Regions from separate parts of the Homo sapiens genome. Here region 1 is linked to region 2. Evidence: read pairs that join two places in POLR2A ChIA-PET (ENCODE). Cell type or tissue: CD4-positive, alpha-beta T cell. All regions are shown on one strand. Each heading gives the region's core, and the rest is flanking DNA. Links, peaks and the distances in the headings are about the cores only. Region 1 has its middle 72 kb from the start of RAP1B. Region 2 overlaps LOC100507250 (a long non-coding RNA gene).

Region 1 (8,340 bases), core at 177-8,176, 140 kb after region 2:
TATATTAGTGTGTTATAATGTTAAACTTAGTTTTAATAAAACTTTATATACATATTTATTCAATTTTTAATGTCAGACCATAAGGTAAGATTTTTATAGACTCTTTTTAACCTTTTATAATCTTTGTTAAAGAGCAGGTTAGTGCTTTAAGAAAAACCTGTCATGTTTTTACTTTAATGTCCAGTTCACAGAAAAACTGTGTGATACCCCTTTAACTTTAGCTAATATGTTTACACACAGAATTTACACACAATTAATGTTTTAAAACCTGATTAAACTTTTAAAACAAAATTTTAACATATTAATGTAGGTAAAAAATAGTTTTACATTCAGGAGGCCCAATTACTTTTAAATTATACAACATTTCTTGTATAAATTCTTTTTTTAACACACTTTTTTTAAATGATTTTTTCTCTTTCATGACTTTTACAGACAATTCTTTGACATGCCTTAACTTTCTGACTTATTACAAACATTTCTTTCTTTAAACAACCAGTTAATTTATTTCAGGACAAGAATTTACTATATAACATTCTTTTTACATAAATTCTGCCCCCCCTTTTTTCCCCCTTTTTTTTTTTTTCAAAGATAATCATTCTTTTCCAAAGTGAACTTCCTTTATGTCTGTGGACCAGACTATCTAACGCCACAAGATTAGAAGTTACTATAATACATGTTACATGGTTAACTTTTAGCAAACTTTACTTTTGTTGAAAACCTTGTAAGTTTGGGATTTCAATTATCCTTTGCTATTAATAAGACCTTGTTTAGTCCAAATTAACTTAGAATTGGTACAGATGGCTTTTTTTTTCCTTTAATTACCTGGGAGGAACCATCTATGGTCCTATCCTGAAGGGAGTTCCTCCTAGGTCTGGTTGGACCTTTGTATGGTAATTAAGATTTAGATCCCCTGTTAGGAAACCTGCTGGGTTAAGGCAATTTTCAGTGGTTAATGTTAAACCATCTTTTTTTTTTTTTTTTTTTTTTTTTTTTTTTTAGGATACTTCTGAACTGGTGAGGTGTGCTTACAATGAGGTTCCTCTAAAAGTTATTTTTTTACTTTCTTCTGTTAGCAAAGCAGTTGCTGCTACAGATTGAATGCATTTGGGCCATCTGTGGGTTACTGGGTTAAGGATTGTTGATAGGAAGGCCTCAGTGCTTTCAGGATATGCCCTGGTTTACACTGACAACAAAGTGGTATTGGAGTGTTATAGGGTTACAGCAAACACCTTTAATTATCAATTATAGGTTTTAAATTTACCTTGGCTTTTAAAGGAATAGGGTACACTTTTTTTTCCTTAACTACTTGTGTCTTTCTGTCTTTCTTTCTTTTCTCTTCTTTCTTTCTTTCTTTTTCTTTCTTTCTTTCTTTCTTTCTCTTTCTTTCTCTTTCTTTTGTTCTTTCTCTCTTTTTGACTTTCCTTTTGCCTCTGTCTCTTCCTCTCTCTCTGCCTCTCTCTCTCTTTCTCTCTTTTCTTGACTCCCTCTTTGTTTCTCTGTCTCTTCCTCTCTCTCTCTTTGCTGGTCTTTCCTTGCCTCTGCTAGCCGCTTATGCTGCTGTTCTCTCAGCCACTGTGGCGGGGCGGTCTAAAACCAGCTGTAACCAAGTGTCTATGTACGGGAACTGGTCTGGGTGCCCTGGCTTACAGGTTACCTTGTGCCATACCTTTGAAACAAGGGACCTATCCAGGCTTCCTTCTGATGGCCAACCCACCTGTAATGCTGGCTAGTCTATCTTACACAAAGTTTTAAGTTTTCCTGGTGTCATAGTACTCCATAGTCTCCCTTAAATCTTTTCTTGAAATTTTTCAACATAGTTCCTAGTGGGGTGGGCTTACTTTGTGCCTGACCCATGCTTCCTTGAGGCAAAACACCAAGTTCACACCACACGCACACCACAAAACAAAGAATGGGTAAAAAGGGTACACACACACTTTTACAGTTTACACCAAACCAGAATCAAAACCAAAATCAGAGTATCAAGCAATCCAAGCCAGGTCAAAACCAAAACCAAAGTATCAAGCAATCCAAGTCAAGTCAAAAACAAAAACCAAAGTGCTGGTACAGGCATGCCGTGGGTTATCAGGCCACGCTTCCACTCCAAAGGAGTGTGCAAGTTCCAAAGACTAGTCTTACCAAGTTTCAGATGTCCGGACACCAAGTGCCAGTTCCTTCCTGGTGTTCAGCCACTGTGTTGATCCTCTGCAGGGGCCTGCCATGCACCACTCTGACTAGGTGTTCCACTGGGGCAATTGCCTACCTGGGAGCGCTCTCAGGATCCACGTCACTCAAGCTGGCTGGGGTCCCCTGCAGGGATGCTCCACAGGGCAGGCCTAAGCCGCCTAAGGGGTTGCCTTGACCTTCTGTTAATCACCTCGCTTCCCAGTCAGGGAACCAAGAAATGTAGCAGGACGAGCCACAGACAAAACCCCTCAGTCACCGAGTTAAAGAAGGAAGGGCTTTATTTGGCCAGGAGCATCGGCAAGACTCACATCTCAAAAACAGAGCTCCCCGAGTGAGCAATTCCTGTCCCTTTTAAGGACTCACAACTCTAAGGGGGTCTGCATGAGAGGGTTGTGATTGATTGAGCAAGCAGGGGGTATGTGACTGGGGGCTGCATGCACCGGTAATTAGAACGGAACATAACAGGACAGGGATTTTCACAGTGCTTTTCTACACAATGTCTGTAATCTATAGATAACATAACCGATTAGGTCAGGGGTCAATCTTTAACTACCAGGCCCAGGGTGTGGCGCAGGGCTGTCTGACTGTGGATTTCATTTCTGCCTTTTAGTTTTTACTTCTTCTTTCTTTGGAGGCAGAAATTGGGCATAAGAAAATATGAGGGGTGGTCTCCTCCCTTAGTAGAAAGGCCTCATAAACTGGGCATTTGCTAAGGAGAACTGCTTTAAAAAGGGTACGGTCATTCAATGCCTGCCTGGGACAAATGGCCCTTTGGTACTGGCTGTAGAAATCATCTAGATGGTGCAGACTGTGCTCTGGAAGAGCATTTTATTGCAGGGACACTGCAAGAATTGACTGTCTTATTAAGAAGCACTGTTATAATAAAATGTGATTTAATTACCAAGCAGGGGTCAAGAAAGGATTGGGGGAGGGATTTAATCATGAAAATACTGGCCCAGATAAATTAATTCTAAGGGTGTTTGTAATAATTAGGCACATATATTTGAATAATAATCACACCCCCAAATTATGTGAAAAGTATACCCCTTTCAATTGCATAAAGTAGTTTACGTGCCCATTATCAACTGAGCCAAGGAATGTGTAATGATATGAAACCTAAGATCTTCATGAAATACTTCCATAAAAAATAACAGACAGCTTTCCCTTTACTTATATTTACTTGCCAATTTCAAAGGAATCAAATTCCATTAAATTATATAAATAAACTGTCCTGAAGGCACTTGCTTCTACTGTTTCAGGAAGCTACCCTATATTTAGAAAATTTCTGTGGCTCCCGATAAATGTATTTCCTTTAGAAAAGCAATTCTCATAACTTAAGTGGATAGAGTAGTCACTGTTTTTAATGAAACTAAGGAATTTGTGATGTCATCTTGTGTGTGCCAGTCCTTCAATTAAGAGGGGAGGACCCGAAAATGCAAAACCCTATGGTTATACCATGCACTTTAAAAGAAATGTATCAAAAGCTCATTATGCATGGTCACAGTTTGCAGCAAAATACAATCCTTTAGAAAGTGAAAGGGACTGCTCTTTTATGTAACTTGGCTCTGGAAGCCTGCGGTGACAAACCACACACATCAACAGCCCCCACTTTGAGCAAACGTGGAAAACCACTTGTTAGCTCCGCCCCTCTAAGTACTCCTCCCTGCGGCTCCATTTTGTTTTTAAACTATTTTATTTTTGGTAAAAGTTAAGTTTACTAAGCTCTAAAATACATGAAATCTCCTGCTGTCTATTCTAACACTGGAAGCTGCTCCAGGATAAAAATTGGTGCATCCCATGTAATAAGGAGGAGGAATGTTATTTTATTAACAGTTGGCACCAGAATTCCTTCAGAAAGGGAAATGTAATTACTCTGAAAAATACCCTGATAAGAGCTTCTAAAGTAGAAGAGATCCCAGGAGGGGCCAGGGTGTGGGCGGAATGTTTCTGAGACAAAGGGAGCAATTTGGCTGTAACTTGCAAGGGCGTCCAGAGGGCCTGGGAGGGGAGGAGCATTGGAGCCAATCAGAGAACATCTTCTCAACGTGACTCTTCCTCTCCATCCTCCCGCACAAGCCTTTGCTAAAATGACTGAGCTGGCTAAGTACTTGATGCAACTAATTTTTTATTTTACTTTATTTTATTTTTTGGTAGAAGCGTGGGTAAGGGTTGGGCTTGTGTCTAGATCAATTGAGTATATCAAGGTTAACATGTATGGACCTAAGACTGGAGGCAAACAGACTCTAAAAATAAACTTGTAGGATTTTTTTTTTTAGAAATTATGGGGAGGCCTCTAGGTGCTCACGGGGACATGTTTTTTGATGTAGTCTTTGGAAGCTCTTTTCTGATTGCCTCTATTTATTTTCTCAGCAAAACAATAAGACTCTCAGCAGCTAGAAGAATAACAAATATGTTGGAAGTTTGAAGAGCAAGAATAAAGTATGAAATAGATATTTTACCAAAAATGCCTTTTACCAAAAGACTTTTGCCAAAAATAAAATAGTTTAGATTTTATTGATATCTTTTAATGAAATCTTTGTGGGAGCTAGAGGGCCTCTGATGGAATCTTGGGTAAACCAGCTAGTTTATGGGCAGAATCACTGCTGTCATGGGTGGGAAGCTACTGTGGATAGTCTTAAGCTGCTTCATGGATGGTTACTTGGAAACAGGACTCTATAAATACAAGATATCATGGTTGCTTTTCCAGTCATTGAACTGGCCAGACTTCAACATAATGTTTTTTAAATTATTAATTTATTATTATTATTCTTTAGAGACAGGGTCTTGCTGTGTTGCCCAGGCTGAAGTGGAGTGGTACGATCATAGCTCAGTGTAATTTCAACCTCAAGGGCTTAAGTGATCCTCCTGCTTCAGCCTCTGAAGTAGCTGGGACCACAGGGTCCACCACCATGTCTGGCTAATGTGAATTTAAGAGGCTAATTGACGGAAAAAAATGATTCTTTAGTAGACTAACAAAGAATTTTGAGATCCTAACCTTACATTTCAACACTAGTTTTTCAAAATTAATTCAAAGTCCCTGAGAATGAAGGATAAATTAAGGGTCAAAATGGTATCTAATATTCCCCAAATGATTCTTCATTAGCCAAGGTTGCTAGAGTGCAAATGAAGGTGAGTCAGCATATTGAACACTTTGCACACGATCATCATATCTATTCTAGGATCAAACCTAGAGGACCACAGTTGAAGCCAATGGACAAAGGGTAGAAATATATTTGATCATGGTTTACAGTGTGTCTTAGGGGTTTCTGGGTACAAAAATAATGGGATATCACCCAAGGCAGGGGTCCACAAACCCCAGGGCATGGTCTGTGGCCTCCTAGGAACTGGGCCGCACAGCAGGAGGTGAGCGGAGAGTGAGGGAGCGTTACTGCCTGAGCTCCGCCTCCTGTCAGATCAGCAGCGGCATTAGATTCTCATAGGAGCCTGAACCCTATTGTGAACTGCGCATGTGAGGGATCTAGATTTCACACTCCTTTTGAGAATCTAACGAATGCCTGATGATCGGAGGTGGAGCAGTTTCATCCCAAAACCATCTCCATCCCCCACTGTCTGTGGAAAAATTGTCTTCCACGAAACCGGGCTCTGGTGCCAAAAAGGCTGGGGACCACTGACCTAAGGAAATGATTCAATATATGTTAGATATTTCCTCCAACTGGAATTTTCTGACCCAAAGTTTCAGATTGCATCTCCCCCTCAAGAGATACTGTCCTTGATCACGCCTTATAAAGTTTTCCCCTGCATGTCACCCTTTGGATTTCTTTCACAACACTTATTATCATCTGAAGTGATCTTGAATATTTTTATTTTTTACTTGTTTGTGGTCTGCCTGCCAACCATTGTGATATGAAGACCAAGAAAACAGGAACCCAGTGTGCCTTATTCATCTCTGTTTCTCAAGCTGTAGGATGCCTGGCACATAATCAGAGCACAATAAGTATTTATTGAATCATTGAATGCATTTCATTCAGCATCTAAGCTGCAGAGATTATCAAAATCCTCATAGGCCACTACAAATATAATGTAGTTACTTTTATAAAGGAAACACGTACTGAGGGATTCTAAGGCTGGTGTTTTGAACTAATTCCTTTTTATTATCAGCCTAATCTTGGATCATGTAAATGATGATCACATTATACCTGTCAGAATACTTTGCAAGAAAAAAATTCACTATTATAGTCTCTCTACACCAAAGTGAATCTAGAGATTCAATTAAACGATAGAATAGTAGAGTTCAGTTTTGATATGGAGAAATGTTTTGATGTTGTATTTTAGTTTGGGTTAATAGCATTATTAGGTTGCATGCTAGGGTAATTAAAAGCATGAGTTCACTTTTGTTTTTAAGAGATGAAGTCTTGCTATGTTGCCCAGGCTGAAGTGCAGTGGCTATTCACAGGCAAAATTATAGTGCACTGCAGCCTCAAACTCCTAGGCTGAAGTGATCTTCCTGTCTCAGCCTTCTAAGTAGCTGGGACTACAGGCTTATGCCACCACACCCAGTTCAACACATTTTTTTTTTTTTTTAATTTAAGAAAAAAATTATGTGGCGGAAGCTAGATAGTAATACCTGTTTACAAGATTTGACAAGATTTAATACTACTTTTGTTTTAAAATTTATTTATTTATTTTTTGTGACGGAGTCTCACTCTGTCACCCAGGCTGGAGTGCAGTGGTGCAATCTCAGCTCACTGCACCCTCCACTTCCTGGGTTCAAGGGATTCTCCTGCCTCAGCCTCCTGAGTAGCTGGAATTACAGGCATGTGCCACCACGCCTGGGCTAATTTTTGTATTTTTAGTAGAGGCGGGGTTTCACCATGTTGGCCAGGCTGGTCTTGAACCCCTGACCTCAAGTGATCTGCCCTCCTTGGCCTCCCAAAGTGCTAGGATTACAGGCGTGAGCCACTGTGCCTGGCCTTAAAATTTATTTGAAAGCATAATTATGAATGGGGAATATATTAATAAATGTGTTCAGGCCGGGTACAGTGGCTCATGCCTGTAACCCCAGCACTTTGGGAGGCTGAGGTGGGAGGATTACCTGAGGTCAGGAGTTCGAGACCAGCCTGGCCAACAGGGTGAAACCCCGTGTCTACTAAAAATACAAAAATTAGCTGGGCAAGGTGTTGTGCGTGTAATCCCAGCTACCTGGGGAAGCTGAGGCAGGAGAATCGCTGGAACCTGGGAGGCAGAGGCTGCAGTGAGCCGAGATCGTGCTGTTGCACTCCAGCCTGGGCGACACGCAAGACTCCCTCTCAAAAAACAAACACACACAAAAATGGTGTTCAAAATGAGAACAAATAACACAAATTTCTTTAGCATCGTATTATGGATAGTTAGGAGAAGTTATTTCAGAACTAATTTAAATGCATTGTTTTGGGAGAATGGAACTTTTTTTCTACTTCATACCATATTGCTTCCATTTTTTTTTTGTTTGATATTACTTGTCTGTTTTTGTTTGTTTTTGTTTTTGTTTTTTTCAGACAGAGTCTTGGTCTGTCACTCAGGCTGGAGGGCAGTGGCGCGACCTCAGCTCATTGTATCCTCCACCTCCCGGGTTCAAGCAATTCTCTTGCCTCAGCCTCCTGAGTAGCTGGGATTACAGACGTGCACCGCCATGCCTGGCTAATTTTTATTTTTATTTTTTGAGACGCAATCTGCTCTGCCGCCCAGGCTGGAGTGTAGTGGTGCGATCCTGATGCACTGCAACCTCCATCTTCTGGGTTCAAGTGATTCTCCTGCCTCAGCCTCCCAAGTAGCTGGGACTACAGACACGTGCCACCACGCCCAGCTAATTTTTTTTAATATTTTTGGTGGAGATGGCATTTCACCATGTTGGCCAGGATGGTCTCAATCTCCTGACTTCGTGACCCGCCCACCTCAGCCTCCCAAAGTGCTGGGATTACAGGTGTGAGCCACCATGCCCGGCTAAGTTTTTTAATTTTAGTAGAGATGAGTTTTCGCCATGTTGGCCAGGCTGGTCTCAAGCTCCTGGCCTCATGTGATCTGCCTGCCTTGGCCTCCTAAAATGCTGGGATTACAGGTGTGAGCCACCGTGCCTGGTCGCTTGTCTGTTATATGTTGTCAAGAGGCCTTGTTTTATAACAAAACTAGACTTGTTAGATATAAAATTATTAATTTTCT
Region 2 (8,340 bases), core at 301-8,300:
GTTTTGCCATGTCACCCAGGCAGGTCTTGAACTCCTGAGCTCAAGCGATCCACCTGTCTGCCTTGGCCTCCCAAAGTGCTGGGATTACAGGCGTGAGCCACTGCGCCCAGCCAATAAACACTTTAAAATACATTGAGGGGAAAGCAGAGTGCAGGAATACTACATAGATGTTACTAAGTATTTCTTAATCACATTGGATGGTATATGAGGTCTCTTTGTCTCAGTTTCAAAATCTGCTGAACTGTCCTTTCCCCAGACCCCCTCCAAAAGAAAGCATCCTTTCACCTGATGCCCCTTTCTAGCTGCTGTTTTTTCTCTCATTCCCTTCTCAACCAAACATCTGTTTTGCTAAATTGTAAATAGCCAGTAGTGGTTTTCTTACTATAAATCCAGTATAAGTATCTCTTACAAAAAGATAATAGACATAAACAAAAGGAAAAAATTAAAGAATCCTATGATTCCATTAACTATAGCTGACTACAATTCCACGAAATACCCTCATCAAGAATTACCCAGCTAAGTCCAGTTAACCCACAGAACAAAGAGAGTGAATAATATATTGATTTATGCCACTACATTTTGTGGTAGCTTTTTATGTAGCAACAGAAAACTGTAACAAATGGAATTATATTGTAAAACTGTTCTACAATCTGCTTATTCACTTAACATGAACATCTTTTCATTTCAAAATTATTTGTCTACATCATTCATAATTTACCAAAAGAATTTGAAAGAGTCATATTTCCTTTTTGTCTCCATTTACATTTACAAGGTGACCTAATGCTGTCTGACTTCAACCTTCACTGGTAAATGAAAACTAACTAAGGTGACCAATGATCTCTGCCAGGAAAAGTTTATTTTTCATTTCTCAACATCTCCAGAATATTTGACACCATTCACCACTCTCTTCCTTAGTACCCCCATGCCATTTGGTGTCATGATTTTGTTAGTGGGCTTCTCCTAGTCCACTCCGCCTTCTCTTGGCTAGTCTTCTCTATGAGCTCTATAAATCTGCCTTTACCTTAAACATCAATTAATCTTTTCCAGAGTTCAGACCCAAGCCCTGTCTTCCTCAGTTCTGCATTATTTTCAGGCTTCAAACTACTGACAGTTTCCTAATAGATTTCCAATCTATATTCTAGCCCATATCTCAATTTTATATTCCAGACTCATGCGTCTGGTGGCTTACTAGACACATTCACTTTGAAGATATAAGGTACCTGAAACTTAACATGTTCTAACTCTAAACATGAACTCAATAGACCTGCCCCTCCCTCACTCCTCACCAAAACAACAATACAACAACAACCCTGCTTCTCCTTGTATATTTTTTTTTTTTAGTCTTGGCAAGTGGCCATATCCAGTTAGCCAAAAATCTGGAATTTAATCTCAGTAGGACTAAAGTTCCACGAGGGCAGAGATATTTATCTTTGTTTGGTGCTGTATCTCTCTGTTTGTCAATTGAATTATTCTTCTCTCATCCCCTGCATCTACTTTGTCACCAAATCTCAAATATGTCTTCCCATTTCCATTGCTACCTTCTTCATTTCCAGTCCCAACTCATCATCTCTTCACTGTTCTAAGGTAGGTCCTCCAACCGAATTCCATTCTTTATACTGCTAAGAGGATGATCTTCTAAATATGCAAATCTGACTGTCACCTTTCAGTTTCTTCCCAGTCTCAATTTTAACTTTAAACTACTACACTCAGCCTTCAGGACGTGATTTACCTGTTATTATCTCTGCCTCAAATTCTGTATTCCAGCTATATTCAACTACAGCTCCCCAAACATTCTACAGTCATTTGGCATATTTTCTCTGCTCCTACTAAGTAGAAGCAGAAGAGGAATAAAGCAAGACCATGTCATAGACTGCTATGCAGTCATTAAAAGGGAGTTTAGAGAGCATTTGTAATAACTTGGAAATGTTTATGTTTTACTTTAAATGAGGGAAGCAGACTGCCATATTATATATATCAGTATGCTCAGAAACAATGTAAAATGTATAAAACAATACTGAACAAAAATTATACCAAAGTTCATAGTGCTCATCTTAGGTGAGACTTTGGCTATGCCTTGTTTTGTTTTGTTTTTTGAGAAAGGGTCTCGTTTTGTTGTCCATGCTGGAGTGTAGTGGCACAATCATGACTCACTGCAGCATTGACCTCCTGGGCTCAAGTGATCCTCCCACTTCAGTCCCCCAAATAGCTAGGACTACAGGTGTACACCACAATGCCTGGCTAATTAAAAAAAACAAAAAACCAAAAGCCTTTGTGTGTGTGTGTGTGTGTGTGTGTAGACAGAGTCTCACTATGTTGCCAAGGCTGGCTGGTCTCCTGGCTCAAGTGATCCTCCTGCCTCGGCCTCCCAAAGTGCTGGGATTGCAGGAGTGAGCCCCTGCACCCGGCCCACTATGCCTTGCTTTATTTAAAGCAATATATTTTCATAGCAAGATCCAATTGAAATTCAAATAAATATTTTAATAAGTTCATTAAGAATTCCAGTGAGTCAGATGTGTGTCTAGTGATTTAAGTTATAGCAGGTGCTTAAATACTTTTGCCATGTTCAAAAGATAGTGGAAAATCTTGAATACAGTTGTAGGATACACAGAAGCTTATATAAAACAAAATTAAGTATTTAGACTATTAACAGCTTGTTCAGATATAAGATGGTGTGATTTTTTTCATTTTAATATTTGGGGAATTTTCCTCTTTGAGCTCAAAACATTGCAAACATGCTATTATAACTTAGTAATATTCTTTTTATCTAAAGTAATAGAATTGGCTGGGCCTAGTGGCTCACACCTGTAATCCCAGCACTTTGGGAGGCCGAGGTGGGAAGATCACTTGAGCTCAGAAGTTTGAGACCAGCCTGGCCATCATGGTGAATCCCTATCTCTACTGAAAATATAAAAAATTAGGCGGGTGTGGTGGTGCATGCCTATAATCCCAGCTACTCAGGAGACTGAGGCAGGAGAATCGCTTGAACCTTGGAGGCGGAGGTTGCAGTGAACCGAGATCGCGCCACTGCACTCCAGCCTCGGCGACAGAGCGAGACCCTGTCTCAAAAACAAACAAAAACAAAACAAACAAACTCTCTCTCTCTCTATATATATATATATATATTCTTACTTAAAATCTATTACTAGTAAAACTTACATTTTGCAAATTGATATTAGCGCATGGTCGGCAATGTTTTAGTCTTTTTTTTTCCTCCCTGGATGTTGACCAGCTCTTTTAATTTACTTTAAAAAAATTGTGGTAATGTGTACATAAAATTTACCATTTTAACCATCTTTTAAGTTTGTAGTTCATTGACATTAAATACATTCACATTGTTGTGCAGGGCAATGTTTTATCTTTTAAAAAAAAACAAACTTGAAGGTCTTGTGCCTGAACAATCCCCTCCCCTCCCCTCCCCCTCCCCTGTTCTTTTTCTGAGATGGAATTTGCTCTTGTTGCCCAGGCTGGAGTGCAATGGTGCAATCTCAGCTCACTGCAACCTCCGCCTCCCAGGTTCAAGCGATTATCCTACCACAGTCTCCCAAGTAGCTGGGATTACAGGCATGCGCCACCATGCCTGGCTGATTTTGTATTTTTAGTAGAGACGGGGTTTCTCCATGTTGGTCAGGCTGGTCTTGAACTCCTGACCACAGGTGATCCTCCCACCTCGACCTCCCAAAGTGCTGGGATTATAGGCATAAGCCACCATGCCTGGCTGGGTTTCTTTCTTTTGCCTTCTTTTCTTTTCTTTTTTCTTTCTTCAATGTTTTATTCTTTTTTTAAAAAAAACAAACCAAACTTGAGGGCCTTGTGCCTGAACAATGCTCTTTTCTTTTCTTTTTCCTTGCTTCCTTCCTTCCTTCCTGTCTTTCCCTTCCAACCTTCCTTCCTTCCTTCCTTCCCTCCTTCCTTCCCTCTTTCCTTCTCCCCTTCTCTCCTTTCCCCTCCCCTGCCCTCCCCTCCCCTCCCCTTCCTCAGGATCTCACTGTGTCACTCAGGCTGGAGTGCAGTGTCGCAAACATGGCTCACTGTAGCCTCGACTCCTCCTGGGCTCAAACGATCCTCCCACCTCAACCTCCCAAGTAGCTGGGACTACAGGTGCACACCACTATGCCCAGCTAATTTTTGTATTTTTTTGTAGACACTGGGTTTCACTTTGTTGCCCAGGCTGGTCTCGAAATCCTGAGCTCGTCTCAAATTCCTGAGCTCAAGCAAGCTGCCTGCCTTAGCCTCCCAAAGTGCTGGGATTACAGGCATGAATGAGTCACCGTGCCCCGCCCAATGTTTTATTCTTTCTTTTTTTTTTTTTTTTTGAGACGGAGTTTTGCTCTTGTTGCTCAGGCTGGAGTGCAGTGGCGCGATCTCGGCTCACTGCAACCTCTGTCTCTCAGGTTGAAGCAATTCTCCTGCCTCAGCCTCCTAAGTACCTGGGATTACAGGCATGCGCCACCACACCCGGCTAGTTTTTTTTTTTTTTTTTTTTTTAGTAGAGATGGGGTTTCGCCATGTTGGCCAGGTTGGTCTTGAACTCCTGACTTCAGGTAATCCACCCGCCTCGGCCTCCCAAAGTGCTGGGATTACAAGCATGAGCCACCGCACCCAGCGCCAATGTTTTATTCTTAAATAAATGTATTTGCTTTAAAAATTTTATATATATATATAAATATATATAATATATATATATATGGTAACTGATTATCCGTTCAAATTTTTAATTATTTGTTACATTGTTTTCAAAAAGTTATTTATTCAGATAATGATGTCTGTTTGCTTTCTCTGTATTTTCAGGCCCACCCCGCCTCACTCCCACCCTCTTCTACTTAATTCAGGATGTGAATAGCACATGCCTTCCATCTTCAGACAAACACTGAGGCCTGGACAATGACCTGCATTAGGTAGATAGAATCTACTGAAAGCTAAAAGCCTTTTCCTGTGTCTTAGCAGCACGGAAGCCACGCCTCCTTCCCCCCAATGTTTGTGCAAACCCTAGAGAAGAGGAGACAGCCCCTATGATGTGTGAGGTTGAATTTCCTGCCCTCAACCCATCAAATCAGGCAGAATGAGGGCTCAGTCAGAACTACAACTACAAAAGAGAAAAATTTTAATGTGACTTTTCTTGTCTGCTCAGATTTTTGGGTTAAGGTTCATGCCAGCTACATTCTTTGCATAATAAAATATAAATAGAGTATAAATTGTTCTAGTTAGAGAAAACAGCAAAACAGTGCTCTCCCAAGGGCCCTAATAAATCACTTTACAGAAACGTGGATGTGTGTTGGATTTACAGGATTTCTATGCCAAGCAGAGAAGTACGTGAAAACAGGAAAGCAAAATGCATAAGTTGCAATAATAGTTTTGTGGTTTAGCTGAATAATGTCCTATATCAACAGAGGATAATGATTTTAGTTTTTCAGTTGCCCCAAGATCATTTCCATTACTGATGAGGCTTGAAATGTCTGTGAAGAAGAGTCATTGCAATTGATTTATTTGTCTGGCAAACTTTTTGTCAGCAAATTCACCACTACCTCAAAAATCTCACTAGCTACTCTATGCTTAAGACATTGGAAGCATAAGCCACAATGAAAACTAACTCTTAGCATTAGAATTCTAAGAAGCAGTAATGTATTTATGATTTTATGTTAAAAATCTCCCAGATGTCAGCATTTAAATCACAATTCAGTAATATAAGTAATTTGAAATTAGAAAGTTTTATACTTCACCATTCTATTTTCCTCTTCAAATTGAACACAGTTTGAAAGAATTAAGAAAAGAAGCTATAAAAAATAAATTGTTCAAGGATTCTTCCTGTTTCTAAACACCACAAGATTATGATGATAGAGACATCATTTGAAGTGGTAGAGAGTACTGTGAAATATCTATATGTGAATGTAATGAAAATGAAAAAATAATCTGATGAATTTTTAAAATTAATCTTGTTAGAGTCATTTTTGAGAAATTGTATGCAAGTGTATTGATTGAAAATGACCTTCTCATTCAAGAAAAATTTATTGAGCACTTACCAAGTGTCAACAGGTGAATGTGAATAAAATAGATATGGTCCCTGCCTTCTTGGAGTTGAATAAAATAGCAAACACTTATTGAATATTTATTATATGTTGTGCATTATAATATTAACCAATGTTTATTGAGTTGTTATTATATGCCAACTATGCCAATCCTGTCCTAAGCAATTTATGTATGTTAACTAATTTAATCCTCACAATAAATCTATGAGGTAGGTACTATTATTTCTGTCATAAAATTACAAAGGCATAGAGAGATAATTTGTCTAAGGTTCCATAGAGTAAGTAGGGGACCCAGAATTCAATTCAAGGAGTCTTTTTGTTCTGCATGACATCTCAACTGCTATATAAATATTATTTAGTTCCCAGGGCAAATTTTTCAGGATAATATTCTTATTCTCTCAATTTTACAGAAGAGAAAACTGCAGTGTAAAGAGGTGAAATAACTCACCAAAAGTTAACTGACAATGATCCTACCCACTACATCACACTGCTTAACTGGGAAGACACGCAATTTAACAAGTACCAACCAGGCTCCACATTTAAACTCTGACCCCGTTTGACCTTAAAGTAATGCATTTTTCTTCAAAGCAGACACTTCGCCACCCCAAAAAAAACCATATCTGAAAAGACATAATGTACTTAATCAATGGCTTCCTGCTATAATCACCACAACCACATCCTTTCCTAGAATCGTATCTGTCTTATTGAATCCTTCCATTAGCTTTTCTCCTATACATGAAGTTCAAATAGCACACCTGAGTTTTTGAGGGCATACACAACTTACACATTCCAGGCTCAAATATTTTTTTCCTCCCCTGACTCATGAACTTTTTGAAATTTAACAGTTTCTTCTATCTTTTATGCTACCTGGTCTATCTGAACCAAACATATATATTTTGCAGTTTCCTCCTAAAATACATTCAAAGCACTGTTTTGCTTCGCATTGCTGATATTTAACTCCTTTGCAATATCACTGCTACTTATACACAAACAAAAATCTGGTGTTTTTTAAGAGGAAGCCAAACTAAATAAATCATTTTAAAGATATATATATGGTTGGGTGTGGTGGCTCATGCCTGTAATACCAGCACTTTGGGAGGCTGAGGCGGGTGGATCTCCTGAGGTCAGAAGTTCGAAACAAACCTGGCCATCATGGTGAAACCCCGTGTCTACTAAAAAATACAAAAATTAGCCAGGCATGGCGGTGTGTGCCTGTAATCCCAGCTACTTGGGAGTCTGACGCAGGAAAATCACTTGAACCCGGGAGATGGAGGTTGCAGTGAGCCAAGATTGCACCATTGCACTCCAGCCTGGGAAACGAGAGCGAAACTCCATCTCAAATATATATATATAGGTTGAGCGCAGTGCTCACGCCTGTAATCCCAGCATTTTGGGAGACTAAGGTGGCGGATCATGAGGTCAGCAGTTCGAGACCAGCCTGGCCAACATGGTAAATTCCCGTCTCTACTAAAAATATAAAATTAGCCGGCATGGTGGCACGTGCCTGTAATCCCAGCTCCTCAGGAGGCTGAGGTAGGAGAATCGCTTGAACCTGGGAGGCGGAGGTTGCAGTGAGCTGAGATGGCGCCATTGCACTCCAGCCTGGGTGACAGAGCGAGACTCTATCTCAAAAAAAAAGAAAAATTATATATATATATATATATATATATATATATATATCTTTGTCTATAAGTGAATATCTTCTAATTAGAGGATCTATGATAATGTATCTTTAAGAAGATGCGTCATGCATCTATGATCCTATGAATCTGCTCTTTAAAAACAACAGAATATTCAAGGTGTCTTTAATTTTTTTTTTGAGACAGAGTCTTGCTCTATTGCCCAGGCTGGAGTACAGTGGCGTGATCATGGCTCACTGCAGCTTTGATCTCCTGGGCTCAGCCTCCTGGGTGGCTGGAACCACAGGCATGTGCCCCCGCATCCAGCTAATTTTTAAATTTTTTGTAGAGCTAGAGTCTCCCTATGTTGCCCAGGCTGGTCTTGAACTCCTGGGCTCAAGTGATCCTCTTGCCTCAGCCTCCCAAAGCACTGGGATTATAGGCATGAGCCACCACACCTAGCCAAGGTGTTATTTTAACAATGGAAAATGTAGTATATTTAGTTCATAAATCAAGAGCACAAACGGACTTAAAATATTTCAAGTATATTTTGAGCTACAAACATATTGGCATATAAGAGCAAACTATGCGGCTTTTATAAATGGAAGTGCATTGAAAAGCATAAAATGATGGAATACATATTGACAATGCAATATAATGTTAAGAAAAAGTTGCGTCTATCATGAACATTGCCCTTG

The links. Peaks named below come from ENCODE experiments on the same cell type or tissue, not always from the same donor. Only the 100,000 strongest peaks of a DNase experiment are listed, where the experiment ranks them.
Region 1: POLR2A ChIA-PET joins it to region 2 with 7 read pairs; 4 of 35 experiments call an interaction of 5 or more read pairs at or near these places.

The regions. Positions count from the first base shown.
Region 1 is chr12:68,534,752-68,543,091 of GRCh38, reverse strand. No RefSeq gene overlaps it. Among named protein-coding and RNA genes, the nearest start is that of RAP1B, 72 kb to the left of the region's middle. RefSeq lists an enhancer at 3,523-4,485. In CD4-positive, alpha-beta T cell, for the core only: no CTCF peak of the experiment used is centred there; a DNase peak (open chromatin) is centred at 3,781; H3K4me3 peaks cover 627 bases.
Region 2 is chr12:68,672,270-68,680,609 of GRCh38, reverse strand. It overlaps LOC100507250 (a long non-coding RNA gene), which reads left to right. Exons shown (of 3, transcript NR_038930.1): 3 at 4,789-6,239. Among named protein-coding and RNA genes, the nearest start is that of NUP107, 11 kb to the left of the region's middle. RefSeq lists a silencer at 77-190. In CD4-positive, alpha-beta T cell, for the core only: no CTCF peak of the experiment used is centred there; DNase peaks (open chromatin) are centred at 4,249, 4,969 and 6,639; H3K4me3 peaks cover 832 bases; H3K27ac peaks cover 1,129 bases.